Regions from separate parts of the Homo sapiens genome. Here all the other regions are linked to region 5. Evidence: chromatin loops called from intact Hi-C (ENCODE). Cell type or tissue: mammary epithelial cell. All regions are shown on one strand. Each heading gives the region's core, and the rest is flanking DNA. Links, peaks and the distances in the headings are about the cores only. Region 1 has its middle 200 kb from the start of IDS. Region 2 has its middle 220 kb from the start of IDS. Region 3 has its middle 68 kb from the start of FMR1NB. Region 4 has its middle 350 kb from the start of IDS. Region 5 holds the start of LOC107985667 (a long non-coding RNA gene). Region 6 has its middle 150 kb from the start of FMR1NB.

Region 1 (5,376 bases), core at 97-5,096, 160 kb before region 5:
TGAATCCTGACTGACACAAGGAACTGCCCAGTACAAAACTCTGTGCAGGGTACTAATGGTATAGTGGTGAGCGAGACATAGTCCCTGTCACCAAGGAGCTCATGAGTTATTGGAGATGAAACAGGCAAGTCAACTGGCATTTCCAGATAGCAGATCAGTGCTGGGAAAGGGTGGCATGGGAGCACAAAACAAAAGGACATTTAACCTAGAATGGGGAGGTAAGGGATGCTATAGGGAGATATGATGACAAAGTAGAAACCTGAAGGATAAGGAATTTGCCAGATTAATGGGGAGAAATGAAAGGTGTTCCCAGCAGAGGAAGCATTCCCAATGCTGAGAACATCTTGCTACTCATTCAAGAAAATTCTGAAGTAAAATACTCTGAACTCAATAAATATTTGTGGGATTAATTACTTGATACACATAAGGGAAAAAGAAGACATTGCCCTGGGTAGGAATATAAGCCAGGACCAAGCATTGCTTATTGAAGTAAGGAAACAAATGAGAAACAAACAATTCCAGAAATTGAGAAGAAGAGAGAAAAAAGTAAGGTCTGCTAAGATCCTTTGAATAAGTAGTTAACCTGAGCACAGTCTAGGAAAGGCCCACTGGACTTCCTTCCACACGCAGAATCTTGCCTTTGATACTACACATCAATTTGTTGAGACCTGTACCAAAGTGACAGTGTAGTTATAAGATGAAAGAAGCCCCCGAGGTACAGAGTGTTGATGAATATAGGCCAAAGGAAGGTCAAGGTCACATGGTGGAAAGGAAGATCATGTCTGATAAAGGGGACTATATCTCCCAGAGCAAAAGACCTTGGCCATATTTGTAGATATAGTCTTTCAAATAGTTTCAATTTTTATTCAAGCTTTTAATGTAATTATTTGGCAGTAATCCAGGAAACAAAATATAAAAACAAATGTAAAGGGAAAGAAGGTATGGCTGCCTTAAGTTTAAGAGAAAGGACTGATGCAGTGCAAAATGGAATCTAGCCTAGAAAGATAGATCTGATAATAATAGTGAAAGGTGTTTAAAAGTGCCTGACGCAGCTCTACAGAACAAGATTGGTGAGATATTGATCCCTTGAGGAAATGACCAAGCGCACCAAGCAGCAATCCCCAGGAAGGTTGCTCTAAAAAAGAGGAAAACCAACCAATCTTTTTTCGTGGTGGGTCAATTCTGCTGATTCAACTGACATTTAGCTGTTGACTTTTTAGAGTCTGAAACTATACTTAGCGAAAGAAAATTGCACTGACAAAAACTATGGACATAATAGTAGTAATACACCATGTTATTCCTCTTGTTTTTCTTCCAAAATCTCCGAGGTTAAGCATGCTTTATCCATCCACTTAACCATGCTTAATGCCAGGCACTAGAACTCTAGAGATGAATCTGTCGTGGTGCTTGCCCTCAAGGAACATTCTCCTGAGAGGCTCCAAGAGATAAAAGTGGAGGAGAAACTAGGAGAAAAGTCTACATGGGACTCCAAAGGAGTCAGTTCTACTGAACAGGGGATGGTTCCCAGATAGAATGGCTGTTTGCCAGTTGGACAACCGTCATGAAGAGGTGAGAATGTTCCAGGCAGAATGAGTCATGGGAGGCAAGATTCAGAGTCTTGAAACTTCTGGAACTAGGGGTATATCCTACTGGCTAGAGAGTTAGAGGGGAAGGGAGTGCTGAGAGGGAGGTAAGAGTGATCCTGTAACCAGTGGTTCTCAATTCTGTACATAACAGTCACCTGGAAACACAGAAAATTAGCAATACATGGAACCCAATAGAGACCACTGAGCCAGGATTTGTAATATTTTGGTGCAGACCAACATTGGCAAACCAAGGATGGAGACATTGAAGAATCCTTGCAGGGTTCTTTGATGATGAATGCCATGTTCATCAGACCTTGAATGATATTTAGAGTCTTAATAGGCATTTCAGCCACAAGTGTTTTCCATTAAAACCTTTACACGTGCTGACTGCTATTAAATTAAAAAAATTTAACCAGCCTTTTTCACAAAGCCCAAAGTGTATTTTCTGTGTAATTGTGTTGACACAACAGGGATTTAGTCAACTCAATCATGGAAATCCTCACTCTCAATTTCATGAACCTCTTATTTTTTTCATTTTTCCTACTTTTGTTTGCCATTGCTCAGTACAGAGGCCTTCCCTGTGACTTCCCTTCAGCATCAGCAATAGCATTCAAGAAACTGGCATTGCTCACTCTGAAGAGCTGCGGGAAAAAGAGGTAAAGAAGTGAGAACTTCTCCAAAGCTGTTCCAGGGGAGAGGGCTGCAGATTGGAAGTCCTGCATAAGCTGACGTCTGTGCTGAGAATGAAGGTTGTTCCAGAAATTGAGAAGAAGAGAGAAAAAAGAAAATATTTCTGGCACCATCACCAGATAGTTCTCAAATAGGTACACAAGTTACCCTTAAACATATAAAAAGGTGGTCAACTTACTCATATTAAGATAAATGCAAATTAAAGCTACACTGAGACTTCTGGTTCCAGGAAAAAAATAGGATTTTTTGCACACTTCCAGTAATGGGGGGGACATGGCATTTCTCCCTAAGTACAGCTGAAAACCCTGGACACTATATATAAAACAAACATGAGAAGATTTTGAACATCAGAGAGAAGGAGGCATTCCAGGACCTGGGCATGACATGACAGTGAGTTTCCTGCTTTTTTTTCCCCCCCCCTCATATATTCCACCGAGAGTGAAGAACCTGGCAATGTGGAAAGGCCAATAGGTACAGGAAAAAAGGAAATTTCCACAAAAGTCTACTTTCTTCAGCCAAAGGACCCGGAAAGGAGCAGCCACATTGAGACAAAACTATCGAACAACAGTCACTCAATTTTAGTCAAACATCACAGAAATAACTATGGCCTCAGCCCCATTCCAGCCAACAAAGACTGAGTGGGGAGCCTAGACTTCCATCCTCATCACACTGAAACCAAGCACCACAAGAGTGGTGTCGCAGAAGGCCAAGTGATGAGCTGGGATTTTCAACTCCCTCTCCCCAGCAGTAAAGAGGCTGCCATCATGCTGTGTCACCAGAGGGCACATGGAGCCCATTGGTAACAAGAAGCCCCATCCCTCTTGCTACAGTGGTGTCAGAGGACACTTAGTGGAATCTATATTTTCACCATCATCCATTGGTGACAAAGCTACCCCCAATGGTGTCAGGGGAGACCATACAGGGAAGCAGAATTTCTACCTCTGAACAGCAGTAATAAGGTGTCCTTCCCACTCCCTGCTTGAGTGGTATTATTGAAGGTATCTCCTGCTGGCAGAAATCAACCCTGCCCCCCTATGCAGTATCAGTGGAGGCCCTGTGAAGGGTAGTAATGAGGTGTCTTTCCCCATCTGGACCAGGGATGTATCAGTGGAAGCCTGGTGGGGAGTCCGAATGAATTTCTACCTCCGTCCAGCAGTAATAAGAATCCCTGAGTGTCAACAGAGGCCCAGTGGAGAACCTAGAATTCCATCCTCAACTAGCAGCAATGAAGCAGCACTCCTGTTCTCAGTCAAGCTGGAACTCTATTAAATACGTTTGTTGGTGGTAATGGTATTTATAGGGGTGACAGCTCCAAAACTACTTTTTGTGTATTATGGAAATGAGCAAAGAATAAATTCGTTAATGTTGTTGGAAACTAAAGTTCTCACTCTGGAAAAAAAGTTATATAAATATAAAATAGAGGAAGACAGAACGCTGAATTAAAACTAAAAGTATCATTATCAAGTTACAATTTAAAATTTGGGGTGGGTACGTGTGTGTGCGTGTGTGTATATATATATTTCTATCTCTGTCCATTGAAAGAAGCTAGAAACATGGATACCCTATTGACAATGAGCTCACCTAGCGACCAAATATTGGTTTAAACTCCCCACTCAAAAGAGCCAGAGCTTCTTGGAAAAGTGGCTGATTCCAGGCTAGGGCAGAGTAGGGGATCCCTGTTGAGGCAGCCACCCCATCGTAGTCAGTTGTCTGTTGGCATCTTCTGTGATAACAGCTGACTGGACTACAGGACAGTGGACCAAAAGGCCAAAGGAAAACCAATCATTTGGGGCCTGAGCCTGATCGTGATCGGGGCATCCCAAGAAGCCTCTCAATCAGGACTGCCTTGCTATGCTCCCTCAGTATTAAGTTCTCTTGAAGACTTTGGCCTGCCTCAACAGTGCCACAGGAATTAATAGAAAATGTTTGCATCCTCACCTGGGCTGAATGTTCAGCAAGGACTGGACATAGTATTAGGGACAGCCAAAGCCAGAGCAGCCCCAGAAGGACTATGGTTCCCCAGTGTTCCCTCAGTGTCTCTTGAAGTTCTTTTTGGCTTCTCTTTTGGGAAACTCAGATGGTTCTTACAACAGAAAACATGGTCTCCAACAAGCTTGGGTGAGGCCTAATAGGGTTTGATCATTTTGGTTACCTCCTTTGGTTTTTGGCAACTTTATGTTGGGAAGTGGTTCTCACTCCTTCATGCAGTGGGAGGCTAGAATGGCCGTCAATCTGGGAGGGAAGCTTTCTCAGTATCTTGTATGATGTGTGCCAGGAGGAGGTGCCCACAGCTGCTCTGCTGGCACTGAGATGGGTCAGGGTGTGGACTCTGACCTCAGTAGTGGCTGGCCTTCTCAGTTGGGCAGTCCTTCCTTCAGCTGTCTATTTTTTAAGGAGCACTTATTTTGTACCAGCTCAAAAAATACTGAGAAGCTATTTTGTTCTGGGAACTAGAGGTCCAAAGATAAAGAAGTTGTGCCTTGTTCTTAAGGATCCCAGTCTTTGGCCATAGAGAGATAACTAAACTAACGAGTACAACATGGTGTGGAACATTCTGCAATTGAGGTAAGATCAAAATGCACAGTAACACTCAGGACCACCTTTCACCTCTTAGATTGGTAAAACTGCCTAGAGGAGACAGATACAAAGCAAATAATACCACCAAGCCTTGCATAATTACAAACCATGAGAAATGCTATGACAGGATGCTATTCTAGAGGGGAAAAAGCTGAGTTCAGTTTGGACATGTTGAGTCTGAGGGACCTGTGAGCTGGTACCTGCACTTTGTATTACAGAAGAGATGTAAGTAGAAATCTAGTCCAATGAATAAGGAGGCTTGATCTTGTACCTCTTAACCCTCTTCTCACTGGCAAGGTAAGTAACAGAACCAAGAGTTGCAAAGGATACAAAGTGCCCTTGGGCAACTGTGAATTAATTTAATAAATTTTATGCCTGATAAATTCAGGGCTATACTTGGGCTGGTAAATGACAGGGTCCTACAGATTCTCTAAGTGAAATACAGACTGCTGGAATTCCAAGGGTCTTAGAGATTGCCTACTAAAAATTCTTCACTTTACAGATAAGAAACCCTCAACCCAGA
Region 2 (5,376 bases), core at 142-5,141, 180 kb before region 5:
TTTGCCTGTCTTCCATATCTACAATTTTCTTCTAATCACTTTTTATAATTTCCATTTCATTTTGCTCAATTGCCTCAAAGCTGCTATCTATTTTTCTGTTGTCAACAATCTGTACTCTTACATCAGCTACTATGATAATATTGTGTCACCATTTACTACTATTTACAAGCTAACCATAATTTCTCTGATGATTTTAGTTTTCTCTTCTACTTTGTGTCCTAGATACAGGCAGCTCAATTTTAATTTTTGTTGCTTTTCTTGATTCCTTATACCTCTGCATTAAGCTCTTAATTCACAAATTACTTCCATTGTTAAGTTATTGAGTTCTTAAACAAATATTTGGTCATGATTTTCATCTACTCCACATCAAAATGTTCATACTGTGTAGGCTGTTTGCCTTTTTTGTCCTGCTATTTTCCACCATTTTGTGACATTTTTGTATGGATCTCCTTGTTCCTTTTTTATTATTAGTCATCCTTGAGTGAGCAGAAATCTTCCTAGAGCAGGTATTTGAAAGAAGTAGTGTGGAAGAGGGGCTGGGGCTGTGTTCTGCGTTAGTAGAAAATCCCCTAATTCTTAGAAAAATCCTTTATGATTCATGGTCTTGTGGGAGAAGGTTGTGAAGCGGGTTTTGTGAATGTGCTTCATGTGCAATAGAGAGTGACTGAGAGGTGGTTTAACCTTTCTTCTTAGCTCACAAAGAATGGCTGCTACAGAGCTGCTTAACACCCACAGTTTTTCTTCTACATGCTGCACATTTACAAAGATGGAGTATCCGTGAGTTTTCTCACTCATTCCTACCTCCCCTGCCATTTTAAAGTATCCAAGGAAGTTGGGGAGATTCCCTCAGCTAAACAGCCACCCAGATCTTATTGTTCCAAACAAAAAATTATTAGATTTGCCCTCTGAGCAGGTCACCTACTTTGGAGAATTTTGTGCTCTGCCAGCTCTCCTCAAGATTTGGAAAAGCAGTTATTTTCTATTGGAGCCCCCATCACTCCAGTCCAAAGTTCACTGCATGTGACATCCCATCTTATTTGTCTGGTTCCTGATTATAGGAGTTTCCCAGTTTCAACAAAAATACTGTCTTTGTTTTTGTTTCTCATTCATTTTTCCCCAATTTTGTTTCAAAGCGAAAAGTAAAAACATTCTTACTCTAACATCTTAAAATTAATGTCTGGGAGGAACCTAAACTGCTTATTAATATATGCCATGCTATATGTGATATGGCAGAGACTGCTACCTGTCCACCAGAATCTATTTATTTTTCTTGGATGCACAATAAGACTACATTTCCTAGTCTCCCTTGCAATTACATGTGACCATGTCATTAAGATTTAGTGGATGAAATTTAAGCAGAAGCAAGGTGTGTAAATTCTAGGGCTGGCCCATTACAAACTTTAACATGGGCACCTGTGTGTTTTTCCTTTTCTGCTTAATTGGGTTGGAGATAATCACAGTGATGCTGAAAGCCATGTGCTAAAGAAGGCAGAGCCTCCTTCTGCTTGGGCTCCTGAATGACTGTGTGGAACAGAGGCCCTTGCCACTCTTGGGCCATTCTGGATTATTACATGCACAAAGAGTAAAGTTCTTTTCTGTTAAGCCATTAGATGTATGGGTTTATTTGCTGTTACAGCCTAGTCGAACCCAAATGATGTAGTGAGGGAGGCAGGACAAGGAAGAAACCTATTCAGTATGGAGTTATCCTTAGGGACAAGTTACAAAAATTATAAGGATCAGACACCACTGCTGGTTGATCCATTATAGACCAGAATAAGCAGGTGGTATGATTCCAGAAGGAGATGCCATGGTTGTGTGAGAGAGAGATTAACCATTCCTATAAACAGAAGGGTCAAAGAAAGTAGCCAGTCACCAGAATGCTTATATTAAGGAGGATTGTGACTACCTGTATATAAAGTATAGGAAGAAAATGGGGCAGGGCAATTAAGATGAATTGCAGACACAACTATTTGTGCATATTAATTTGAATTTAAATTTAAACTTAATTTAAGGATAATTTAAAGGAAAATCTTCCCTTACCTATTTCATGCTGAAGGGGTCTTTCAAGTTGTCAAACTCTCTCTATATAAATAAGACTGCATAATCCAGACCCTCCGGAATCCAGAGATGAATTGCATGTGGTAGCTGATGTGTGGGAAGCCCACAGAGCAGCACTTCTGGTCATTGCCATCCAGCTAGCTGGTGCTCTCAGAAGAATGAGATGAAGAGGCATGACTTTCAAGCTTCCTCTGCCATACAAGGTGAGTTTGGGTTCCAGGCTTCTTCCTAGCCCCTGTTTCTGCTTCCTCTGATTTAATACCCAGTCACTGAGTACCTACTAAACACTCGGCATTAAACTGAAAAGAACAGGGAAGTCAAAAACCTTTTACCAATGCCTGATGGGATAAAGACATGACCCATCCCTCAAAGAGCTTGTGGTCTTCCCATGGCAATGCCCTTCCTCCCTAGGCCAGATGGACTGTGAAGAACAGCAGTCTCAAGTGGATTTATTGGGAAGCTCATGAAGACTCAGCTCAATGGGCCATGTTTGCAGGGGCCCCTTACAAGGCTCTGCACTTGATTTTGTAATTTTGAATTATTTTTCTCAAAAAGGCCTCCCAAATTATGTAAGCTTCAGGCCTTTAAAACTTGGATCTGTTCCCTTGAAGCCACATAATCTGATCAGAAATAATTTTCAGGGCTCATTGGGTGCTGGAGAATTCATGGTTAGATATTTAAATAAAAATGCAGAGAATCTATAGGACTTTCCAACTGAGACCAAGGCTTTTTTTTTCTGGTAGCTTGACTGCCAGGAAACAGAAAGCGGGGCATCTCCACCTGCTGGCAGAAGACCAAAACTACACCATATTGCATTGACCGCAGACATCAGGCTTTGTTTCCTTTTAAGTGAATAGGTGAAATCAATCAAGCAAACTGGAATTAGGAAACAGAAGGACCACTCACAACCGTACCTCCACAGCAAAGCTAACACTTTCATTTTGAATAACCCCTTTCCAGCCCCTGTTTACATCAGTCACATTTTTGCATGGACATAATAGTGTTTCAGGCAGTCCTGCTCTACAGAAGGCATTTGTTTCGCTGACCATAAGCATCTTATGTGCTTCTACATTGTCTTTATAGCCAGCTGTCTGAAGTTCTACATCATCCGTCAGTGATGGGTCCTGAGTAAACTCAGCAGTCTCCTCTAAGTAACTTGTATATATCCCTTTTATAAAGAATGCTGCAGTGGCCACCCTTAAGTATAGAACTTTGTCTTTCCCAGGCATTACTTACAGGAAACTGGGGACCAAATGCCACTCCATAGCATAGCTTAGGAGAAGTGAGATTCCAAAGGACAGAGTGGGCTGGCACATATGTAGTAGAAGACTAGACAAATGAGAGTGAATGAGCGAGTCTGTTGTGAGTGGATGACACGCAATGCAACCCCAAGGGCCGGCTCCAATTTGCACAGTCCCTAAAACATCCCAGGGATCCAGTCTTATCGCAGTCTCATCAACATTGACAATAATCATTTAGAGAATTTTCACCATGAGACTTTTGACACTCTGCTCTGGGATTTTGGAGTTCCAACTGCTTTAACAATTTATACAGTCACTCAAATGTAGAATCCAGTGAATTATTAATGACAATTTTGCTCCGCATATTGAAAGGGCATTCTATATTAATCAATTATAAATCATGATAAATTGCTTTCTAAAAATTATACACTTGAAACCCAGAAATGTTCAAGCCCCTCACCAGTTTACATACATCCTTAACCGTGTCTTGTTAACTGGGTGACCAGGAAACAGAGAAAGGAGGATGTACTTAATGAATAACTGGCCAGAAGTCGGAAGACCTAGATTTTCTTCCTATCCCTTCCATAGATTTGCTCTGTGACCCTAGACAATTCATATGCCCCCTCTGTTACCATACTTTTAAGCTGAAGGGGTTATAGTGCATACTTTCTGAGGTCCTTCTAACACTGGAGATCTATGAGTTCATAAGATCACATAGAGTCTTGGACTTTTCAGAGATCACTAGGCATAAGAAAGCCCTCGAGGACATCCTCTTCCTAGATCAACCACTCCAAGCTAAGACCTTAATGGGTCTACACTGTCATCCATTTATATAGGAGAGAGGATGGTACAAGCTAAGTGAAAGTCTGTTGTCAACTCAGGAACTAGGGTACAGTTCCAGCAATCAATCTCCATGGAGGGTTAGCAGAGGTCTGGCCTAGCCAATTAGGGTTTGGCACTGCCATATGCTACTAGAAAACACATGCTTTCATGCCAGGCAACAGGGTGGGAAGTGCAATGCCATTAAGGACCATACCTTAGCCTACTTAAACTAGCCTGGGATTGAGTTACTGAGCTCAAAATACAATTCAGCACACTTTCCTGCCCACTGCAAGTCAGGCCAGCCCCTGGAGAACTCCAGGGACAAGGCAAGTCTGGAGTTTGTCCCCAAGGAACTCCCAGTCTAGTGGAGGAGATGGGCCCATAGCAGAGTTACAAATGTCCAAAATAAGAGCACAAATTCCTGGGTTCTTAAAGAGAGTTCAAGCACACACACACACACAGAGAGAGAGAGAGAGAGAGAAATTAATTTAGATAAGGAAGGGAGGTAGGGAGAGATGGTGCCAGCAATGGCTTCCTGAGGAAATGTCACTTGTGATGGGTCTTTTAGGTGAGTTGGACATTGAGAGAAAGTAATCAAAAGGGCACAAGATAGGGTAGCTGTCAGGTAAACAAAACAAAACTGTATGCACAAAGGTCTAGAGGCAAGAAAGCATGGGTGTGCTTGCATAGCAATGAAGAATGTGGTTTGGCCAAAGCATAGGATTCACAGAAGGACCTCCCCAGGCCATCAGTAGTCTCTCCTTCGCAGGAGTCCACTGTGGCTGGACGAGGAACAGATCAAAACAGGTCTTGTTTGAGGCTTGGCCCAACAACAGGGCCAGCTGTTGACCAGGGCTTCCTTCACCCTTAGCTTTCTCTCCCCCTAGTGTAGTCAGAGACTCCAAAGGCAGTCCCAGAGTGTTGTGCCAAAACAAATGCACATCAGGCTATTGTCATCAGGAGCCCTTGTCTTGTTCTGTTTGTTTTAAGAAGACATAAGTGAAATAACCAGGTTTCCGAAGAGAGGGCAGAATTGGGTTTGTCCCCAGGGAAAATGAGGTTTCTCCACCATGGCTGTTCTCCCCATGCAGCAGTGGCCAGGGGTCCCCAGCAGCTCTTTGCTCAGTGCCCCTGCTGCTAGGCCTGATGCTTCCTATGTGGTCAGCTCAGATGTGCAACCCTTCTCCATTTTTATTATTTGAGCAATATAATCATTATTGCTTTTGTTACCCAAAATCTTATAATCACCCATTTA
Region 3 (5,376 bases), core at 140-5,139, 1.4 Mb before region 5:
CATCTGTTGAGCTCTTAATTTTAGCTATTTTATTTCCTGTTCCAGACTTCCATTTGGCTTTTTATTGTAGATTCCAATTCTGTGGAACCTGTTCATCACAATTATTTTAAAGTCTTGGTCTGATAACTCCAATATTACCTGTTTCTGTTTCTAGCCTCTCTCTTTTTCTCTTGCTCCTATTTATTTGTATGTCAGTAATTTTTACTGAATAGATCAAGAACGTGAAGGATTAGACCCTCCTCCTCCCTGCCTATTTCTGACCCAAGAGATGAGGCCTAAACTGAGATTGAAGAGAAGATTTGAATTCAGAATGAGATTGAAGTTTTGATTTAAACTCTGAAAAGCTTTAATACCTGAAAAGAAGATTGTTTTAAAAAATGAAAGTGCTTATGTTTCTCTTATTGTTTCTTCAGAGTTTAAAAGAATACAACTCTTTGTCATATAAAAAATGGTTTTGACTGAATGCCCAACATTGTGTATGAAACATATAGAGACTCCAGATCATGTTATCTTCCTTCAGAGGATATTGCCTTTTCCTCTGTCAGGCAGCAGAGAATTAGATAAATGTAATTCAACTTGGGGCTTTGCTAACTGAAAGCTAATTTGCGGTCTTTGTATGTCCCAGTTTGCTTCTGGTTTACTCCCACTTCTAGGGCGTAGCTCTCTAGGAGTTCCAACTAAGAATCAGGGTTGTTTGTTGGAACTCCTCCTACTTATAAGGTCATGAACTCCAATTTTTCACCCTCGAACATTGTGAGCCTGCTTGCTTGCTCTACTTTGTTGATGCTTTCTGATTGGCTTCTTACCCTAATTTTCTGCACAGTTTAAACTGTAAATGCCTCTAGAAGAACACTGGTTCCAAGCGCTAGGTTCTATTCTCTGTCCCTTCTATCTCTCTGAGAGCTTGGTCTCTCAACACCTAGCTGCATTGTCCACTGAACACTTTTAATCTCCCCAGCCCCAAGAGGTGACCTAAAACTGCTCTGCTAAATTCTTTATCTCATTCTCCATGCCAAAAACATCAAGGAGGAAAATAAGTGTCCATGAAGTAAGCTCACCTTAATGAGCTCCCTTCTTTCTGGATCTAGTTTCTCAAGTCCTGGCTACCTTAGTAGCCTTCTTATTTCTTCTCAAAAAATGTTTATAAAAACCTGCCTTTTCTACTTTTTCTTGTTAAAATATTCATCTCTACTACAAGCTACTCAATCATAGAAGACCTCTGAACTCATGATTAAAATACGTGCATGCGTGTGTGTGTGTGTGTGTGTGTGTGTGAGTGTGTGTGTATGTATTTCTATCTCTGTTCATTGATTGACTGGATATAGGAGTAATGACCCTGTAGTAGCATACATACCTAACACCAAGATATTTGTTTCTATGCATCATTTCTTACTTAAACTAATCAGGTTTCTTTGGAGAAACTACTGATTTCAGTGAAAGTACAAGCACAATGTGAGCCTAGATATAGATATCTTGCTATACCAGTGATATGGTTTGGCTATGTCCCCACCCAAATCTCATCTTGAATTGTAGCTCCCATAATCCCCACATGTTGTGAGAGGGACCCAGTGGGAGGCAAATGAATCATGGAGAAGGGTTTTTTTTCCCTGCTGTTCTCATGGTAGTGAATAAGACTTACAAGATCTGATGGTTGTATAAAGGGCGGTTCTCCTGCACATGCTCTCTTGCCTGCTGCCATGTAAGACATACCTTTGCTCCTCCTTTGCCTTCCACCATGATTGTGAGGCCACACCAGCCATGTGGCACTTGAGTCCATTAAACCTCTTTTTTCTTTATAAATTACCCAGTCTCGGGTATTTCTTCATATCAGTATGAAAATGGATTAATACAACCAGAAAGTAAGAAAGTGATCAGAGAATGATGGGGACATTTCATAAGGACACAGGAAGCAACTTGAAGGGACACCCACTGGCCAAGTCTGGGATAATTTAAACATAAAAAAAATTTGGTAATAGTTTATAGTACATTGAGTTAAGAAAAAAAAATCCATAAATTCATGGTAATATTCAAAGTAAAATAAAAGGAGAGGAGAAAAAAGAATTCCCAGTGTGTTTTTTTTAAAACAGAAGAATGCCAGCTACTAAATGTAGAAGGAATAAAATAATTAGAAAAGCAATACTTTTTAACACCCAAAGTAATAATTGGCTCAGGTAAGGATCATCAGAGGATGCTAATATGACTGGGTAAAATGTTGAAAATAAGTCTCAAAATATCACTCTACAGACTACTTTTAAAGAGAAAAAATGTGCTTTCTCAATGGAAAAGTCTGGTGGTCATCACTTTAACCAAGTGGTCAAGCTTGGCAATGCCAATAGTGGTTTTGCTTGATGATGTGCCTTCAGTATGATCAAGAGGAAGGTACACAACGTCATTTATGTGATGTTCTTGCTGGAAATGTTTGATCTAACTATCATAGCGAGGAAAGAGGCAATTCTAGAATGTGAGGTATGATGGAGGACATCCTACCTGGACTCTTTAAAGAGACACTCAAATGCTCTGAGTGAATCTTGAGTGGATCTTGGATTGGAAAAACAGAAGCTATAAAGGATATTTTGGAGGATAATCGAAGGAATTTTAGTGAAGACTGGATGCTGGATGATATTGAATTCATGGTGACTTTCTTAGGTGTGTTGGTATTGTGGTTATAGGAATCAGTTTATTCTTGGAAAATACATCCTGAAATATTTTGCAGTGAAGTGTCATGATGAAAGCAACCTACTTTTGTATGATTTGGAAAAAAAGGATGTGTGGGTATGGGTGTGTATTTAGATAAATAGAGTGGATGTATCCAGATGTTAACAGTTGGCAAACATAGGTGAGAGGTATGCAGGTCTTGAAAATTAGAAGAAAAAACTCTTGTAGCGTTTTATTTTTTCAACGAAAATCCACAAGATGGCAGTAGAGGAACACCCTCAGAATGGGTTTCTTGGGGGCCTCTTATAAGGTGACATTTTCTGATTTGAAAAGCAGGATGAGAGATCCAACAAAGGATTGTTTTGGCTTTGTGAATACATTTACATGTAATGTTATACAAAGGTATGAAGACAAAATGCCGTTTGGTTGTATCATTCTATGAATTGCTTTCATCGAAATAAATACCATTTTGTTAAATTTGGTCCATAAACTCCTGAAATGTGTCCAAAATGTTATGTGTATGAGCATTCTCCTTTTATGATGAGAATATCTACAGTTTCTACTATGTCTCAAAGGGGTCAATTATTGCTCCCCAAACTTAGAAGCTTGAGGGGTTCAAGAAAGTGGCACTAGATCAATGCCTTAATCACATCAGAACTGGTAGTAGTTTAAGCCATTTCTCTTTAATATGTGCTTTGAAAGTGAGTTTAGTGAAGTGCTCTGGCAGTGCTTATTTGTTAAATGGATTGATGTAGGAACTAGTGGATGTGGATGGATAGGAGTCAGAAGACCTGGGTGTGAATGTAGCACTTATGCCATCCTCTTCCCCAACATCTTTCCCCAAACACACACACCAAGTTAAAACTGTAGCCAGCAAGATGTTTGTGGTCACATAAAACAATTCTCCCCCAAACAAAATCAGTTGTTTGCCTGTATTTCATTTTTTTACTCCCCAAACAGAAACAGCTTATTGGTCAGTGGAGATGCCTGCAATATAAAATTTTCTCTTTATAAACATTTGTGAAAAGAGTTCATATTTTTAGGGCAACATGAGCCAAGCTTGTAATTGCGGGAAGCTTCTAGTCTTCTGTGAGTGTCAGCTTGCCTCTTGTTCCCACCTTCAACCCCTGCCACCCCAAGAGTTTTGGTTTGGATCAGGACTAGGTTTCTATAAACTGCAACGTGAGCTGCTAGGTGATCACAGTAAGAGCCAAGCCACATAATGCTCTTCTTTCGATTCATTGGGCAGATAGTTGTCTTAGAAACTTACATGATGACTTGATTGTAAAATAAAATCCCTGTTGAGCAACTTGATCTGGCTATTTGGGTGGAATGGATTTTTTTAAAAGTGTAAACTAAGGGAAAATAAAATACTCATTTAAAATGTGTTGGCAGCGTGTAGTTGGCTTAAAATGTCATTTACTGAGTTGTTACCATTTTTGCTCTCTCAATTTTATTAGTATTAAAAATTCATTATTGAGGGACCATGAGCTACATGCAATTAGTAATGTGACTGAAAGTGAGAGACTAAATAGTAAGATGGTCATGTCTTTAGAAATAAACTTTTAACTTCTCTTTACTGCATTCCCCATGGAAATACCATGTTGTGCCATGTTGTTCCTTAAAAGAGCTTACGTTCAGTAGAGAACTGGTGAAATAAATAATGACACATTCATATATTGAGATTGTATGTAACTGTTGAAAATAATGACATAGATTCATATATATTGACATGGAAAGATATCCAAGCTGAACTGTAGGAGAAACAGAGCAAGTTGCAGAGCTATATGTAAAGCAGAATACTATTTTGGAGTATACATTTGCTATTATATGTTCAGAAAATAAGATATGGGAGATCATATAAAAATTTGCTTAAAGCGATTTATTTATGTTGTGGGGAAAGGAGTAGTATTGTAGTACAAGGGAACTTATGTTTTGTGTTTCATATGTTTTTCTGTTGTCTGGATTTTTAAAAATGAGAATGTAGTCTGAATAAATAATGATATAAAGGGAGTGTATGTTGGCACTATCCTTTGAGACCTTCATGTGCTAAATATAATTGTGCAGTATGATCAGTTCTGTCATTCATCTTGAATAGACAACAGCTAAAGAGAGCCAGCTGGTTAACTTATAAGTTATATCCCTTCCACATTCAAAGATGTTTACAATATTAATAGACTGAAATGAAACAATAAAAAACAAATGTATAAACTAAAAAAGACAAATTATTTAGAACGAATGAGATAACTCTTTAGAAGGAATGAGATAACAGGACCTGGAATATGGAATGACTTCTCTACAGAATATAGCAAAAAGTTTACCTCTGAGCTTTCTGGTATCCAAGGGGAAAAGGAAAATATGTTGGCTCTATATATTTCTTCCAAAGTAAGAATGCTACAAAGAAATTAATCATACGGCATCACATATGTGACACTGACATATTGGACAATGTTTTAAAAACAATTTTGCTTATAATTTATTTCACTGATTTATTTTACATATATGAAATAGAAAAATGATATTCCAAAGAATTATGCCTCTCAAATTTTGGAGGAAATTATTTTTTAGAAATAAAAAATTAAATTCAAATTGCACAAATAAAAGATAAGTTTAAGCTCTGCTTAAAAGTAAATTTCAGAGACGTTCTTCGCCGAGAGTCGTCGAGGTTTCCTGCTTCAACTGTGCTTGGACGGAACCCGGCGCTCGTCCCCCACCCCGGCC
Region 4 (5,376 bases), core at 182-5,181, 320 kb before region 5:
GGTTCTTTCTCATCTGTATGGGCTGATGTTCCTTTAAATGTGGTACAATTTGAGTATGGCCAGTTGTCTTCATTTCTGGATGTTTTCAGAGGGCTGAGGCTTTCTGAAAGGCCCTTATTTGTGGTTGAATTCTGTCTTTTATTTCACAGGGGGGTATATTCACAAAGTATTTTGGCATTGAAGTTTGAGCTTCAATCCAGTAAATCCAGTAGATGGTGCTTAAGCATAATGGATGGTAGGTAGGCCCTTAGCCAAGTGTCTTCTCTGTATTTTCTTGCATTTGTAGCCATGCTCCCTCTCAGTGCTCTGAGAGTGTGGGCTCCTTTCCCCCTCAATGCTGGCTGTAGACGTCGGCTTGACACTCCCAGTCTGTGTACTGCAGCTGTGGGGCTAGCTCAGGCTTTTGTTCCCTCCCCAACTTGGGGACAGCATGGGCAGAGACCTTGGCACTGGCAATGGCAGAGGGCCTTTCACTTGTCCCTTGGTACTCCACCCCAGAGAAACACAGAGCAGCTACCAATCAGAAACATCAGCCTAGGGTGGGACAGCTGCATTGTGGGCCCAAACTGAGGAGCCCTGCCTGGTGAAGAGCAAGAGGGTGGGGGGCTTGCGGGGAAGACAGTCTGGCTTCTCTGTATGGTGGCTATGGCATGCTGGAGGTGTGAGTAAAGCACTCAGGCTCTTTGTTCCCTTCTTGGACTGGTGGTAGCAAGGGCAGGTACTGCTACATTGGCAGTAGCAGAGGGGCTGTCAGATACCTCTGGGAATTCCACCCCAGAGAGACACAAAACATTGCAAAGGGGAACCTTCAGGCCAGGGTGAGGTAGCTACACTGCAGGCCCATGCCAGGGGTCCTTCTGATAAGGACAGGAGAGAGGGAAATACTGGGTAGAAGATGGCAGTTTCCTGGCAAAGGCCCCACCCTCAAACCTGAAGACCCACAACCCTAAATGAAGACAGACATTCCTGTTTTTGCACCCAAAAAGTTGCCTTTTGGCCCACCATGACCCCTGTCCTGCACCCATATAAACCTCAAACCCCAGGCTCCAGAAGCAGACCAGCAAGCCAGCAGATCAGCAGACAATGGCAGAATGACACAGCAGAGAAAGAGAGAAGAGGAGGATCATCTGAACACCAAGAGGAGTTCCACTGAAGTGGTTGGAGAGGAGTCCACTGGGGGACCCAACTCCAGGGGTATATCACCTTCCCATTCCATCCCCTTCTTCTAGCTCCCCATGCATCCTGCGGAAAGCCACCTCCACCACTCGGTAAAACTCCGCATTCATCCTTCAGGCCCATGTGTGACCCTATTTTTCTTGGATACTGGGTGAGAACTTGGGATACAGAAAGCTGTCACATTGGCCCTCTGCCCTTGCAAAAAGACAGAGGGCCTATTGAGCTGAATAACACTCAAGCAAAGCTGACACTGCTGCAGTGGCAATGGAGAAGAACTTGTGGGATTCTCTGCCTCTGGGATTTCCTCCTCAGAGAAATGCAGTATTGCCACCCACTGAAATGTTCAGGCAGGGTTGACGTAGCTATACTGGAGGCGCAGGTTAGGAGGTCCACCCCAGTAAAGAATAGGAGGGGCAGGGACTCATGGGAAAAACTGTTTGGCTGCTTTTCCATAAGGCAGCTGTGGTTTGCTGGAGGCCTATGATAGAACTTAGGCTCTTTCCTCCCTCCCTCCATAGACTGAGGGCTGTATGAGTGGGGGCTGTGGCAGCTGCAACAATGGTGGGCCTGTCAGTTGCCTCTGGGACCTCCATCCCAGAGAAATGCAGATCTTCTATGGGTCCAAGTGCTCAGGAAGGGGTAGGGTGACTGCACTGGGGTCCTAGGCCAGTTGACTATGCCTGACAAGGTGTACCAGAGACAAGGCCTGTAGTTCATCTGCTCCTCAGCACCATGGGTGTAGTCACTATCCTGGGGGCATGCAAGCTGGAGCTGGGGTGCTTAGGGATTCAAGGACCTTGGGCTCCATGGAGGCCTGAGCAGCAGCTCTTTCCAGCTTCCATGCAGCTCTCAATTCAGTCTGGAGGCCCTGGGAGGAGGGAGCAAGGGAGAATTTCCTATGCCCAGGATTGCAAAAGTCTGTGGCAGAAGTGTCAGTCTCTAGGGGTTCTCACTCACTCATTTCCCACGGTGGTAAGCCTCTCTTGGCTCTGCACCAGCCCTGAGTGGGTGGCTGTCCTGTCTTGCTTTTCTCTGCTCTACATGGTTCACATTGCTTCTTTGATGACTCTCAAGAAAGCAATGTTCAGGATGTCCTCCTGAACATTCCAGCTGAAGAGCTAGTGTTAACTAGCCAGTCTCATCTGCTTTCTGTGAGAGTGGCACACACTAGCTACTTCTAGTCAGTCACCTTGTCCAAGAAAAATTTGAAGTTAAGATTTTAACATATGAATTTTTTTTGGAGGGGGGCGGATACAAACATTCAGTCCATAACACTTCATGATAAAAACACTCAAACAACTAGAAAAAGAAGGGAACTTCCTCAACCTACTGCATCTATGAAAAACCTACAAATGTCATTATACATAATGGTGAGGGACTGAATGCTGTCCCCCAAGATCAGGAAGAAGAAAAATATGTTCACTCTTTCCACTTCCATTCAACACTGTACTGAAGTTTCAAGCCAGGACAATCAGGCAATAAAACAAAATAGAGTATTCTGGCAGTCGTTCAAATTATTAAACATAGAGTTACCTCGTATGACACAAATTTCACCATCTCCTTGACTCTCTTTTTAATTGTCATTCTAGTAAGTATGTAGTGGTATCTCATTGTGGTTTTAATATACATTTCCGTAATGACTAATGATGCCAAGAATCTTCTCATGTGTTTATTTGCTGTCTATGTATCTTCATAGGTTTAAAGTTTATTTAAATCCTTTGTTCATTTGTTCATTTAGGTGTTCATTTTCTTATTATTGAGTTTTGAAAGTTGTTTATATATTCTAGAATTAAATCCTTTATTAGCTATATTATTTATATGCTTTGCAAATATGTTCTCTCAGTCTACACCTTGTATGCATTCTCTGACAGTGTCTTTCAAAGAACAGAAATGTTTATTTTGATAAAGTTCAATTTATCATTTTTATTTCTCTTCTATTAATCATGACTTTGGTGTTGTAGCAAAGAAATCTTTGCTTAACTGAAGGTCACAATTTTCTCCTATGCTTACTTCCAGAAGTTTCACAATTTTAGGTTTTATATTTATGTCTGTGATTCGAGTTAATTTTCTTAAATGGTGTAAAGTATGGAACCAAGGTTATGTTTTATTTTTTGTGTGTTTTTCCATATAGATATCCAATTGCTCCAGCATCATTTATTGCAATGTACTGTACTTTCATCTACATTATTTATTTTATTGCCTTTGTTCTTTCATCTACATTAAATTGATCATATCTTCTGGTTCATTGATCTATTTTTCTATATTTATGTCACTACCTTGCTTTCTGTAGCTTTATAATAAGTCTTGAATTCAGGTGGTGAAAATCCTTTAACTTTTTTCTCCTTTTTCAAAGTTCTGGTTATTGTAGGTTCTTTGAATTTCCATACGAATTATAAGACCAGTTTGTCAATTTCTTAAAAGAACTGCTGGACTTTTAAATGGGACTATGTTGACTCTGTACATTAATTTGGGGAGCATTGACACATTAACAATCCATGAATATGTTACAGATCCCCATTTAGTTATGTTTGCCTCAATTTTCTTAGCAATATTTTACAGCTTTCAGTGTACAGTTCTTTTGCATGTTTTGTCAAATGTATCCCTATATATTTTTAAGCTATTGTAAATGGTATTGTAATGGTATTGTTTTTAAATTTCAATTTCTGAATGTTCTTTGCTACTATTTAGAACTACAATTAATTGTTGTACATTGATCTTGTATCTGCTAAATTCAATTATTAGTTCAAATAGTTTTCTTGCAGATTCAATCAGATTTTCTACCTAGATATACATGTCATCTGCAAATAAAGATAATTTAATTTTTATTTTAAATCTAGATGCTTTTTATTTCTTTCACTTTTCTTATTTACACTGGTGAAAACCTTCACTACAATGTTGAAGCAGTGGTCTTTAGCAGACTAAAGAATCCTTCTATTCTTAGTTTACTGAGCATTTTTATCAGGAATGGATGTTGGATTTTGTCAATGCAAGGTTAGCTGAACATTTGAAAATCAATGTAATTTACCATATTAACAGACTACAAAAGAAAAGTATATAATCACCTCAATAGGAAACATTTGACAAAATCCAATTCAATTTTCTGTAAGAGTTTGCAAATTGCTATTATTTCTTTTTCTAATGTTTAGTAGGATTCGCCAGTGAATCTACATGGCTCCAGAGTTGTCTTTGCAGGAAGGTGATTAACTACAAATTCAATTTCTGTAATAGATATAGCTTATTCAAATTTTCTATAGCTTTTCCAGTGAGATTTGATACTTTGCATCTTTCACAGAATTTTACCACTATATCTAACTTAGTAATATTATTGACAAAATATTATTGGTAATAGTCCCTTATTTTTTTTACCATCTAATGTATCTGAAGAGATGTCACCTCTGTCACTCCTGACGTTAGTAATTTGTGTCATCTCTATGTTTTCTTACTAGTCTGGCCAGAAGCTTATCAATTTTACTGATCTTTAAGAACTATCCATTTCATTGATTTTAAAAAATATTCTGCTGTATTTTATTTCATTGATTTCTTCTCTGATTTTTATTATTTTTTTCTGCTTAATTTATGTTTTATTTGCTTTTCTTAATCTAATTTTTAAATATTAGTGCTGATGTAATTGATTTGAAACCTCTCTTCATTTCCAATATAAGCATTTTTTAAGAAGACAAAAATATAGCTATTTATTCTTTTTCAGTAAGTTTCATTACTACTAAGGTATAAGCGTTTAAATTGTTTGTGTAAGCAGTTATTCTTTTTACCCCAGTTTTACATTTTGTACCACGAGTTACAACCTCCCACACAGCATAAAACAAAATATCATTTAAAATGTGATATCCTGGCCGGGCGCGGTGGCTCACGCCTGTAATCCCAGCACTTTGGGAGGCCGAGGCGGGTGGATCACGAGATCAGGAGATCGAGACCATCCTGGCTAACACGGTGAAACCCCACCTCTACTAAAAATACAAAAAAATTAGCCGGGCGTGGTGTCGGGTGCGTGTAGTCCCAGCTACTCGGGAGGCTGAGGCAGGAGAACGGCATGAACCCGGGAGGCGGAGCTTGCAGTGAGCCGACATTGCGCCACTGCACTCCAGCCTGGGCGACAGAGCGAGACTCTGTCTCAAAAAAAAAAAAATGTGATATCCTGCAAAAACTACAATCAAATTCACCAATTAGAATATATTGCATCTA
Region 5 (5,376 bases), core at 270-5,269:
AAGATGGCAAACCCTAGCAGGTTAGTAGCAGCAAAACTAGCTGGTGCAGGGACTTCTGGCCCAGTCAGGTTTCTTTGCACTGTCTCCTGGGACAAAGCTGTCTACATTGGTCTGGGCAGCTCCTAGAAAAAAGAGCCTTGGACAGGGTCTGCATTTAGCCTTAGCAAAAGTGTACCCCTATCCCCATGAATGCTGCAGCTCGGCAGCATACACAGCTGCAGCCCATCAAAAGAAGGATGAAAACCAAAGGGGCCTGGGCTGCATGTTGAGTGGGAAATGATGACAGAGACAGTGGAGCCTTCAACAGAGGAAACATTTTAGGAAACAAGTCTTGGCCTCTGCTCCCTCACCCCCACCTTTGACCCATCATCCTGTGAGAAGAGTGGCTCAGGGCCAGCTGGGGAAGCAAGGATGCTGGGAACTAGGAAATCTGAGTCCGGTTTTTCTTCTACATGAGTACGGACAGTTTGCCAAGGTCACTCAGATGGGGTCATTAACTGTGAATCAAAAGTCGTCTGGGCCAGGGATGAGGGGACCGGATTCCTAGTGTCAACATCACCACTAACCCCTAAGTGCCTCACCCAAGGTCAAGGGCTGTCCAAATGCATGACAATATTGCTGTAGTATAACCGTTCTAATACCTTGAGTTTAGTCTGAACAGTTCACATAGTCTGATCATATCCTAAAAACAACTCAGTGAGATAGATAGTACTATCATGCCCTTTTACACATGAGGAAACTAATTAAGGCTCAGAGAGGTTCATGCGCTTACCCAAAGCCACACGGCCAGTCAGGGTTGGAGTCAGAATTCACACTCCAAATTCAGGGCACATTCTCATATGCCACCGTTTCTCTCACGAGCTTTCAAATAAACATTAAAAAGTGATGAAATACATATTTTTCACACATTTGTCAGGACCTATTCTAAGTGTTGAGAATACAGTGGTAAGTAAGATGCCACAAGGTCCTTGCTCTCTGGACTTGACATTCTAGCAGGGAAGTGTACAATGACCCATTAACAAGAACAGAACTCAAGTTCAGAAAACGGTGGATGCTATGAAGGAAATGAAGCAAGGTAATCAGAGGGAGATGTGGCAGGTCTAAAGACTTGATGGCCAGGGAATGAGGCAGATGGTGCTTTCCACAACCCAGCATCTTTGGAGGAAATCCTGCTCCCCTGGCCGCTGAAGGTGATAACCTGTGGGGTGATCCCACATCTGCATACCTTCTGCCAGGAAGTGTTCCCCAGGCCTGGTCCTCATCATCCTGGAAGTGGCTGTCAAGCTACAGGCTGCCCTGGTACCACATAAGTCTGGGATTCTCTGCCCCTGAGGATGTCAGGAAATATATATGTGTATGAGGTTGGAGGTGGAAGATCCTTCAAAGCCTAGTGTCTACAAAAAGAAGGAAAGTAAATGCATAAGATGTATATTGCTGCTCACAATGAACACAGCTCCTATGTCCAGAACAGCTGGCTTCTTACAGGACTGTAGAGTATGACAGCTGGGAAGGATGGCCCCTAGATGGGAAGACCCGAGCCCAGAAAGGAGACTTATCCAGGGTCACCCACATGGCAGGGTCAGGATCAGGGTCACTTTCAGGTGGATCACACCCTTCTCCACGGCTCATGAACAAGGAAAAAGAGGAGAAGGCACACTTATGGAACAGATGCCAGACACTGCTCAGGCATCGTATGTTCTCAATACCCGCTCACTGAGGGCTCAAAAACCCACTCAAGAGGAGCACCTACTTTCCCCAATCCACTGAACAAACAGACCCAGAGAAGGGAAGTGGCTTGCACAATGTTGTCCAGCTCTCAAGTGGCAGAACAGGATCAATCTGGGGCCACGAGGGCTCTTCCCTTGCTGTTGCTCTTGAGATCCCCCGGCATTTTTTTCTGGGCTTCCTGAATTGCCAAGCAGACCCCCAAAAGGGAGCCAGAGATTGGAGGCTCTTCAGTTGCTCTTGTTTATCCACCAAGCCATAAAATACAAATTTCCAGGGATGCAGGTCACCACCGACTCATGGAGAGCTCCACCTAGAGTGGAGAGCCTTGTGAGGAGTTGGGGGAGGTGAACATTAATATGTTGGGACCTCGGGAACTTAAGGAGCCCCAGGTCCGAAATGCTTGTTGTGCCACCTATGATACAATGAAAATCCCCCTCTGCTGCCCTCCACTTCCTTCTCTGGCTGCCCAGAATGAAGTCTACTGCTGGCCCAGTAGTCTATGAAGTCTACCTGCAGACCCAGGTTCACTCTGGGACCTGGGGTGATCACACCAGGGGCAAGGCCTACATCAGCGCAGTGTGTGTGTGCTCGACCTTCCAGAACCAGGGCATGATGGCGCTTGGTTGAACTCAATAGAACTGAACTCTGCCTTTCAGTGAAGCTTGGACTAATGCTACTCGAAGCTCGTGTGCCTATGTAGGTATTAGGGTGAAGGCAATAACCAAAAAGTGAAAAATGGAACATTACCTCCAGTTACTGTACAGATCTCTTCCTCTGAGACCCCTTCCCAACAGGCAGGTCTAAGAGCCTATTTGTTCTCTGTGAGAACATGTGACACATATTACCGCCCACATTGGAATAGAACTCTGTGCTCAGCTTCAGTTCTGACCACTTCCCAGCTCTGAGTGCCCTCAGGGCACCAGGGTACCTCCTTGCTACCTCACCGGAGTCACCCTTTCTGTGAAGGGAGGCCAGATTTTACGGATAAAAACACAGGACTCCCAATTAAATTTGAATTTGAGATAAACAATGAATAATTATGTCGTATAAATATGATCCATGTACTACGTGGGACATACTTATATTAAGCAATTATTTATTGTTCATCTGAAATTCATATTTAACTGGGCATCCTGCATTTTATCCAGCAGCTGTATTCCTGCGGCCCACGTGGTGGTTGGCACCTGCCGCCAATACTGCTTGATAGAGAAAATAGCATAATATTTTGCAATAGTATTTGGGGATGAATACTATAGGCTGCAAGGGTAACATTTGTGCATTTGTGTCGTTTTTGGAAGACGTTTCCATCATGTATAAAGCCTGTGCCTCGTGGATTGCAAATGAGACCCAGTTCCGGGGGGGGTGGGAATGAGAAAGCAGTTAGAAAAGAACCCCAGGGGATCTGAGACCCGAGCTTCATCTGCCGAGTATTTTATTCTCGTTAATTCATAACAGTGTCTTTAAAATCCTGGACTAGAATTTGAGAACAGTCAGTGTGTGCGACAGTCATTACTCCTTGGAGACTCCCACTCCGCCAGCCGGGCGCCCTTCGTGCGTTCTTGGTGCCACAGCGGCCTCCAGTGGTTCTCTGAGGAACCACACGCTGTCTCCACCGCCAGGCTCCAGCTTGTCCCTAAAGCCAGGGCGGAAGGCGGCGGCGCCCTGTGGCTGCCCAGGGGCCTGGGCTGTGTGGCCGGATCAGAGCTGTAAGGCACAAATCCAAGTGCGCGCCGCCGTGGAAACAAAGCCCTTCCCTGTTGCTGTGAAGCTCAGACCAGACAGGGTTCTATTTCATCTTCCACGCCAACGTGTAACGTATCTGCTGACCCAATTTTACAGATGTTCTCTTCAAAACGGACTCGGCTTTGTGAATATTTTTCTCTATCAAGCTGTGGTGATAGAAATGTCAAAAAGCAGGTTGGGGGGGGCTTGAAATAGAATGAGACACTGTTCTGCTCAGAATTGATTCTTATTCTATCAATTGGTTGGACTGGAATGAATAGTGGGAAAGGTAAAACCACTGGAATTAGGACCCCCTACCCCTGCCCAGTGCCTCTTACCGCCAACCTAGCAACAGCCTCGCTTCATTTCCTAGAAAGGGCGGCACCAGCGATCCATTATTGAAAACACGCGACTCCCATAACCTTGTTCATTTTCATATGTGTAGCTCAGGGCAAGAGGTTCTCTGCTACGGCTTCCCTTTGATTTGAAAGCAATACAAAGAATAAAGGAAAATCAAAACTGTGGCCATAGCAAGGCTGACGCTTGATCCTTCCACACACATGTGTGCCCCCCAGTTACTACAAAGGCAATTTTCCAAACGGGTGGTCGCCAGCCTTCTTCCTTTCACAAAGTGATTTTCTGGCGGTTTCATAGCTTTGAGGTGGCTCCTTTGCACATCATTTCAGCTGAAATCTACTCCCTGGATCGGGAGACCCAAGAAGAGAAACCTTGTGGAAGCAGCAGTCCTTGCAGAAGACTGGACTTGGAGGTGGGCTGAAAATAGACTTGGTGGACTTGGATCTGAGGCTGCTTCCACTTGGCTAGCTGTGTCTCCTTGGTGGAGCTGCTTGCCTCCTCTGGGCTTTAAGCTCCCACCTCAGAATAAGGAGCTGCAGTGGTGCATGCCTGTAGTCCCAGCGACTTGGGAGGCTGAGGTAGGAGAATCGCTTGAGCCCAGGAAATCGAGGCTAGCCTGGGCAACATAGGGAGATCCTGTCTCTAAAAAAGCAAAAGGAAAATAAACAAATAAGGAGGTGGATGAGTGTCCTTCCAACTCCCAGTCTCTGATTCAAGCTACGGTACCTTTGGTCTTTCTCAAACTCTTTAAAGACAATTATTTTCATTCATTCATTTAGCAAACATGTAAGTGCCTAAATTTGCCAGGCCCTAGGTTAGAGGCTTAGTCTAGAAAAATGAATAAGAAATGTCCCCTTCCTTAGAAATAGGTCATTGCAAAGCAACGTAAGAAGTACTAGAGGGAAGATAGGAACTCAGGTTCTGTGCACTCTGCTGATGGGAGTGTGAATTTGTGCTACCTCTCTGGAGGAAATTTGGCACTAACTTCCAGATTTTCAAATGCAGACACTTCATCAATCAGGAGCCCTGGTTGTTTTACTGACTAGTTAATTTAAGCAGAAAAAAAAGGTTTTTTCTTTTTTGTCTGTTTGTTTTTGAAAGGCTTGAGTAGCTCATAGAATCCCAGAGAAGGCCAAAGTCTCAAACCTAAAAAACAGGTAAGGACAAAGGTGACCAGGCAAGCTGCCATAACCACACAAAAACAGTTTGGTAACCATAGTGACACTACCAGTGCTGGACACTGGTGGTTAACATCACCACAGAGCCTTCCTCTGGGGGAAGATGAATTCACACTGGTTCCTGCTTTACCAACTCAAGGAGGAAAGCATCTTGCTGAGTTGAGTCAAAGTCATATGCCTGCTGTCTAGCCACAAGGAAGTCATGGGAAAATGAGCTCCTGGCACTTTGCACCTCTGCAGTGGCAAGAGGGCTCTCCCTGCCTGCCACTCAAAATAATTGAGTGCAGAATTTCCCAAGTAGAGAAAGGCACTTAGGATGCTGGTGTCCAACATCATGTCAAATGTCCTCTACACATGCTTTTGACCCAAGAATTCTATTTCTACAATTTTA
Region 6 (5,376 bases), core at 156-5,155, 1.3 Mb before region 5:
TTATTTGGGTACTTATGAGAATTAAATGAGTTAATACATACACACACACACACATATATGAACAAATTAGCAATAAGAAAGCAAACAATGCCATCAAAAAGTGGGCTTAGGGCATGAGTAGACAATTCTCAAAAGAAGATACACAAATGGCTAACAAGCACATGGAAAAATGTTCAGCATCACTAATGATCAGGGAAATGTAAATCAAAACCACAGTGCAATACCACTTTACTCCTGCAAGAAGGGCCATAATAAAAAAATCAAAAAATAGTAGATGTTGACATGGATGTGGTGAAAGGGAAGCACTTCTACACTGCTGGTGGGAACGTAAACTAGTAAAACCACTATGGAAAACAGCATGGGGATTCCTTAAAGAACTAAAAGTAGAACTACCAATTGATCCAGCAATCCCACTACTGGGTATCTACCCAGAGGAAAAGATGTCATTATATGAAAAAGATACTTGCACATGCATGTTTATAGCAGCATAATTCACAATTGCAAAAACGTGGAACGAGCCCAAATGCCCATCAATCAATGAGTGGATATAGAAACTGTGGTATATATATATATACACATATATATATATATATATGTATGTATATATAGTGTGTATATATATATACACAATTGTATATGTATATATAATTGTATATATATACACATAATTGTGTATGTATATATAGTGTGTATATATATACAATTGTGTGTGTATATATATACAATTGTGTATATATATATACACAATGGAATGCTACTCAGTCATAAAAAGGAATGACTTAGTGGCATTTGCAGCAACCCAGATGAGATTGGAGACTATTGTTCTAAGTGAAGTAACTCAGGAATGGAAAACCAAACATCGTATGTTCTCACTCATAAGTGGGAGCTAAGCTATGAGGATGCAAAGGCATAAGAATGACACAGTGGACTTTGGGGACTCAGGAAGAAAGGGTGGGAAGGGGGTGAGAGATAAAAGACTACACATAGTGTTCAGTGTATACTGCTCGGGTGTTGGGTGTACCAACATCTCACAAATCACCACTAAAGAACTTACACATGTAACCAAACACCATCTGTTTCCCAATAACCTACGGAAATAAAAAAAAAGTGAGTTAACATACATGAAGTCCTTAGAGAAACACCTGGTATGTAGAGAATATTCATGAGCAGTAGATATTATTATTACCACTTACTGTTCAAGGTTCTGTATCATTTTAGTTGAAGAATATGCTGAGATTTCTAAGCAATTTTAAAAATATATCATTTACAGACATTTGTGTATATGAATCATAATTTTTCTGATACTAGGCAAGCAAAGGAAGTCCAGAAATAAATTAGACATCGAGACAAATGTCAGTGCAATTGATAACCATTATACCAAATTTCAAAATTTCATGTATATCCAGACAGTTTCATTCTTCTCATTAACCGACTTGATAATATGTAAATATTAGGTTGGTGCAAGAGTAAGTGCGCTTTTTGCCATTACTTTTAATCCCACTACTTTGAACATACTTCATATATTTTCCATCATTTTTCTTACCATTTTGTAAACAAATTCTTCCCCCATTCCTTTTAATTGCAAAAAACACACTGACTTTTGTACCAACTTAAATAGTTATATATTTGAAATTAAACAACAAAACTCTTCTGATATAATCTGTTCTATATATTAAGGTTCCATGTAAGATTGATTTTAAAAGTCCGTCCCACTGATTAAAAAAAAAAACTAAAAAGGTTTAAAGTTCATTGATCTAAAGAAAATAGTGTTTCTTTTACTGTAATAATAATGATGATAATATAATTTTTATGAAGTACTCTCTTACCTATGATCTCATTTGTTACAACAACCCAGCAAAACAGCCAGGGTCGGAATTATCATTCATATTTTACTGATGAGAGAATGAAGCCTCGAAGAGGTAAAAGTGACTTACTCGAGTGACAAGGCTATTGTGACCCAAAGCCAGAAAGGATTCCAATCCAATTCTTTATTCCTCATTCAGTTTTTTTACTTGACCTGCCTCGCAGCCGACAGGGCTAAATGTTCCTGTTCCAAAGCTGAGGGCCTTTTCTCCTGGGTGCTCCTGATGCAATGATTTATAGCAGAAGTGCGGGGTCATGCCTTTCTGGCTCCTTACAGGAGGGAGGTTTTCCGTGCACCTTGGCTTCTGATCGCACTGTGTAGTGAATTTGGAGGTGTCAAGGTGGACTCACACGGTAATGTGAGCCTAAGATGAGAAGTTAATTAGGTCTTTTGATATCTAATGAGGTTTCAAATCATTTATCACCAGTAGAGAGCACTATAAGATTAGAATTAATAGCAGGACTTGCATGAAGAAAATAATGTTTGTATCATGAATGTATTACAAAGGCGGAGTTAAAATGATTGATTTTAAGCAAGCATGATCTGCCCTTGTAATAGTAGATCATTTCCATCAGTTGAATCTTTACAAAGCAGTCACTCAAAACTTGCATTTAAATGTAATAGCAATATTAAAAGAAGTAGGCGTTGCTTGCTTGTTGAAGTTACATTGAAGAGGTTCAATTCTGAATCATAACCCAGGCATATGTGCCTTCTACTTGAATATCTTGCTTCCAAACCACTGTTGCAGTGTTTATAACACAGAGTTCCTTCTTTCTTCCTGACTCCTGTGTTGCATATGGGACTCCACACATACAGAATAGGTTCAAAGATATCAAGATACCATGGGGCTTCATGCTGACCCCCTTTATTTTTCTTACTTGGGATTTGTGGCTGTTGGGCTTTCTTAAACCTTTTTTTTCTGGTTGTAGATATAAAATCAAGCTTCATTTCATAAGTAGCCTTCAGTGTATTCATATTATTTAGAGACATGCAGTAAATACAAATCTGCCCACAGTCTACAGACTGAAATATTGGCATTTAGTTCCATCCTAATTACAGTATTTTACTAGTCTAACACTGACATGCATCACACAATGACTTTCATGCTGTGGAAAGCTTTGAAATGGATCTGCCTTAAAGATAGCTGCACTTACACTTCATATGTTTTTCATCATTTTTCTTACCATTTTGCCAGTTCCCCAAACTAGCTGTATTTAAACAAATTCTTCCCCCACAGCCATTTTGTTCTCTGATTTCACCCTGCCGTGAAGTCTCAATGCAAAATCGGCAATAGCATGATTGATCATTTAGCTGACAGCATAGTCATGAACACGAGGTAGAAACTTCACATCCAGTAAGAGGAGAAGCTGGAATGCAGAGGTATTAAAATACAAATATCTCCCATGAAAACAGAGGAAACATGAGAGGTTTAATGTTTGAATAAATCTCCTCTATTCCCCAAACCCTAGCCATTGATAAATGTGCTCCCTCTTCAATCTTGTTTCAGTATTCAAGTTTTCTCATAAGTAGTGTATTTATTGAAAAAAGCCCTCTCCCTTTACTCTGTCCTCATCACAACAGTAAAAGAACCCGCCCCCCGACCCGCCAACCTTGCAAAAAGAGCCTGTGAGAATGCTTTCCTCTAAGGACTCAGTTACTTGCTTGCCTAAATGAAGAAGAGACATGTCTGTAGTAATACTTGCATGTTGGACGAGCCCCATTCAGAAGAAAATCACAATGAGGTTTCTGTTTATACAGGTGCCATTAGGTGTACTTACTGTCACAGTTGTAAGTTAGGTAGCTAACCAAGTGCACTGCACATGGAGTTAAAAAATTCAAATTTAAAAAATGCAAATAAGCTAACTGCTGGCATGAGGATTGGGTCTCCCAAACATAGGTTCTATCATTGTAGTTCCCCAAGGGGGCTCTACATACACTTACAGCAGTATACTGGGCCACTATCCTGGCTATTGAATACCAAGTCCATTTTATATATCATTGACAAAGATTTGTATGGCCTCAAAGAGGACTTTCAATTGGGGGCTATTGCTTTTATTTTTGCCTTTTGTGTAGAATTGGCATTTTAGGGCTGCTGGCAAAATTAATTTACTGACAGTGACAGCATCTGTGAAATACATTTACCTAGAAAATGTAAATATGAATATACATATATCAGAAGAATGTATTATAAAAAGTTTCACATTACTTGCGTTAAATATTCAATGATATAATAGTTATGAACCCATTTGATCTAGAGTCTCACCACAGTAGGGTAGTATTTTTAATAATAATTTTTTGAATCTTATACATTTTAAATTTATTATTTGGGGCTTTAATTTTGTATATACATAAGTGTCTCTTAAGTGAAGGAATTTAGCACAGGTTAACTGATAAACTGAAATGACAGATATGTACTAGGCACTCCCACTCAGCTTGTGTGAAAAAAGAGGGCAAGGAAGTCCAAAAAATACCTCAAGTTTTCTGCAAATTACATAAGCCTTGCTCTTTCCAACCTTTTATAATTCACCTTTCCTCTTGTTCAGTCATTCAACAATTACTTATTACTTTTACTTTATATTTGAAGTATTATCTTATTTTCATAGTTGAGCTTATAAATGATACATAGAAAGCATGAGCAGAGAAACTTATCAGAAGCTTCCATCACTGAGCAGAAACTCTCAGATTTGGGATGTGATCCACTTGTTTCTTTTATGTAATTTTTGCTCTCTTTGCAGCCCAGCTGTTCTCCCAAGAACTTGTTGTTGTTTTTCTCAGTATTTCCTTATTTCAGATTCCAGTGATACATATGTGTGAGACTTTAAAAAATTCTTCTTGTGCCATGTCCTCTTAACATATAGCTAAAACTCCTGGGCATCAGAAACAGTAGGCAAAACTTGAGTCAAATCAATTTTTTTTTTTCCTGTCTGAGAGATCTGTATTTCACAACAATAGTAAAGTAGATGGTTTGGAAGCAGAACATGACATACAGTCCTCCAAACATCATCCAACCTTCTCTATGCAGTACATAGCATGAAACTTGGCATAACACACCTTGGACCAGGTCCAGTGGCATTCAATCACTGGCAATGCTGGAAACGCTTTGATGAATCATGGACTCACTATTACCAAACAATTTCATGGCCCTTCCCTAAGGATGGTGTAATAGTGGGACTTCAGTGTATTATATAAAAAGAAAAAAAATACATATAGGAATATATGGAATAGTCTTGTTTATCTCTAACCCCTCCACACACACACACACACACACACACACACACACACACACACACAAATATGATGAAAACACACTCTCTTTAGTCCTTCCCATTTGTCCATTTGCAGACTAGTATTTCTGTTTTCTTCAGTGACTATGTGACTCTTAATGCCCAGTCAAAATCAATTTCAGGAAAAAATTCATTACATTTTGCCATCACTGGCAATGCTACATAATAGGTACTCAGTAAGTATGCATTTGAGTAGTGAATGACTGCATCTGTCAAGATGAAAATAAG

Evidence for each region. Peaks named below come from ENCODE experiments on the same cell type or tissue, not always from the same donor. Only the 100,000 strongest peaks of a DNase experiment are listed, where the experiment ranks them.
Region 1: a loop joins it to region 5, with 14 times the contacts of the local background. A loop is called at or near these places in 4 of 110 quality-filtered maps.
Region 2: a loop joins it to region 5, with 7 times the contacts of the local background. A loop is called at or near these places in 10 of 110 quality-filtered maps.
Region 3: a loop joins it to region 5, with 24 times the contacts of the local background. A loop is called at or near these places in 48 of 110 quality-filtered maps.
Region 4: it touches region 5 in a loop (11-fold over the local background); 3 of 110 quality-filtered maps call a loop at or near these places.
Region 6: it touches region 5 in a loop (23-fold over the local background); 22 of 110 quality-filtered maps call a loop at or near these places.

Annotation. Positions count from the first base shown.
Region 1 is chrX:149,303,591-149,308,966 of GRCh38, forward strand. No RefSeq gene overlaps it. Among named protein-coding and RNA genes, the nearest start is that of IDS, 200 kb to the right of the region's middle. In mammary epithelial cell, for the core only: no CTCF peak of the experiment used is centred there; no DNase peak of the experiment used is centred there.
Region 2 is chrX:149,284,204-149,289,579 of GRCh38, forward strand. No RefSeq gene overlaps it. Among named protein-coding and RNA genes, the nearest start is that of IDS, 220 kb to the right of the region's middle. In mammary epithelial cell, for the core only: a CTCF peak has its summit at 2,850 (motif pointing left); no DNase peak of the experiment used is centred there.
Region 3 is chrX:148,046,719-148,052,094 of GRCh38, forward strand. It overlaps the pseudogene FTH1P8. Among named protein-coding and RNA genes, the nearest start is that of FMR1NB, 68 kb to the left of the region's middle. In mammary epithelial cell, for the core only: a CTCF peak has its summit at 2,920 (motif pointing right); no DNase peak of the experiment used is centred there.
Region 4 is chrX:149,150,371-149,155,746 of GRCh38, forward strand. No RefSeq gene overlaps it. Among named protein-coding and RNA genes, the nearest start is that of IDS, 350 kb to the right of the region's middle. In mammary epithelial cell, for the core only: no CTCF peak of the experiment used is centred there; a DNase peak (open chromatin) is centred at 2,171; H3K27ac peaks cover 549 bases.
Region 5 is chrX:149,467,761-149,473,136 of GRCh38, forward strand. LOC107985667 (a long non-coding RNA gene) reads right to left here and starts at 4,377. Exons shown (of 2, transcript XR_001755972.2): 1 at 3,789-4,377; 2 at 3,144-3,617. RefSeq lists a silencer at 3,198-3,492. In mammary epithelial cell, for the core only: a CTCF peak has its summit at 3,304; no DNase peak of the experiment used is centred there; H3K4me3 peaks cover 166 bases.
Region 6 is chrX:148,131,024-148,136,399 of GRCh38, forward strand. No RefSeq gene overlaps it. Among named protein-coding and RNA genes, the nearest start is that of FMR1NB, 150 kb to the left of the region's middle. In mammary epithelial cell, for the core only: a CTCF peak has its summit at 2,273 (motif pointing right); a DNase peak (open chromatin) is centred at 4,938.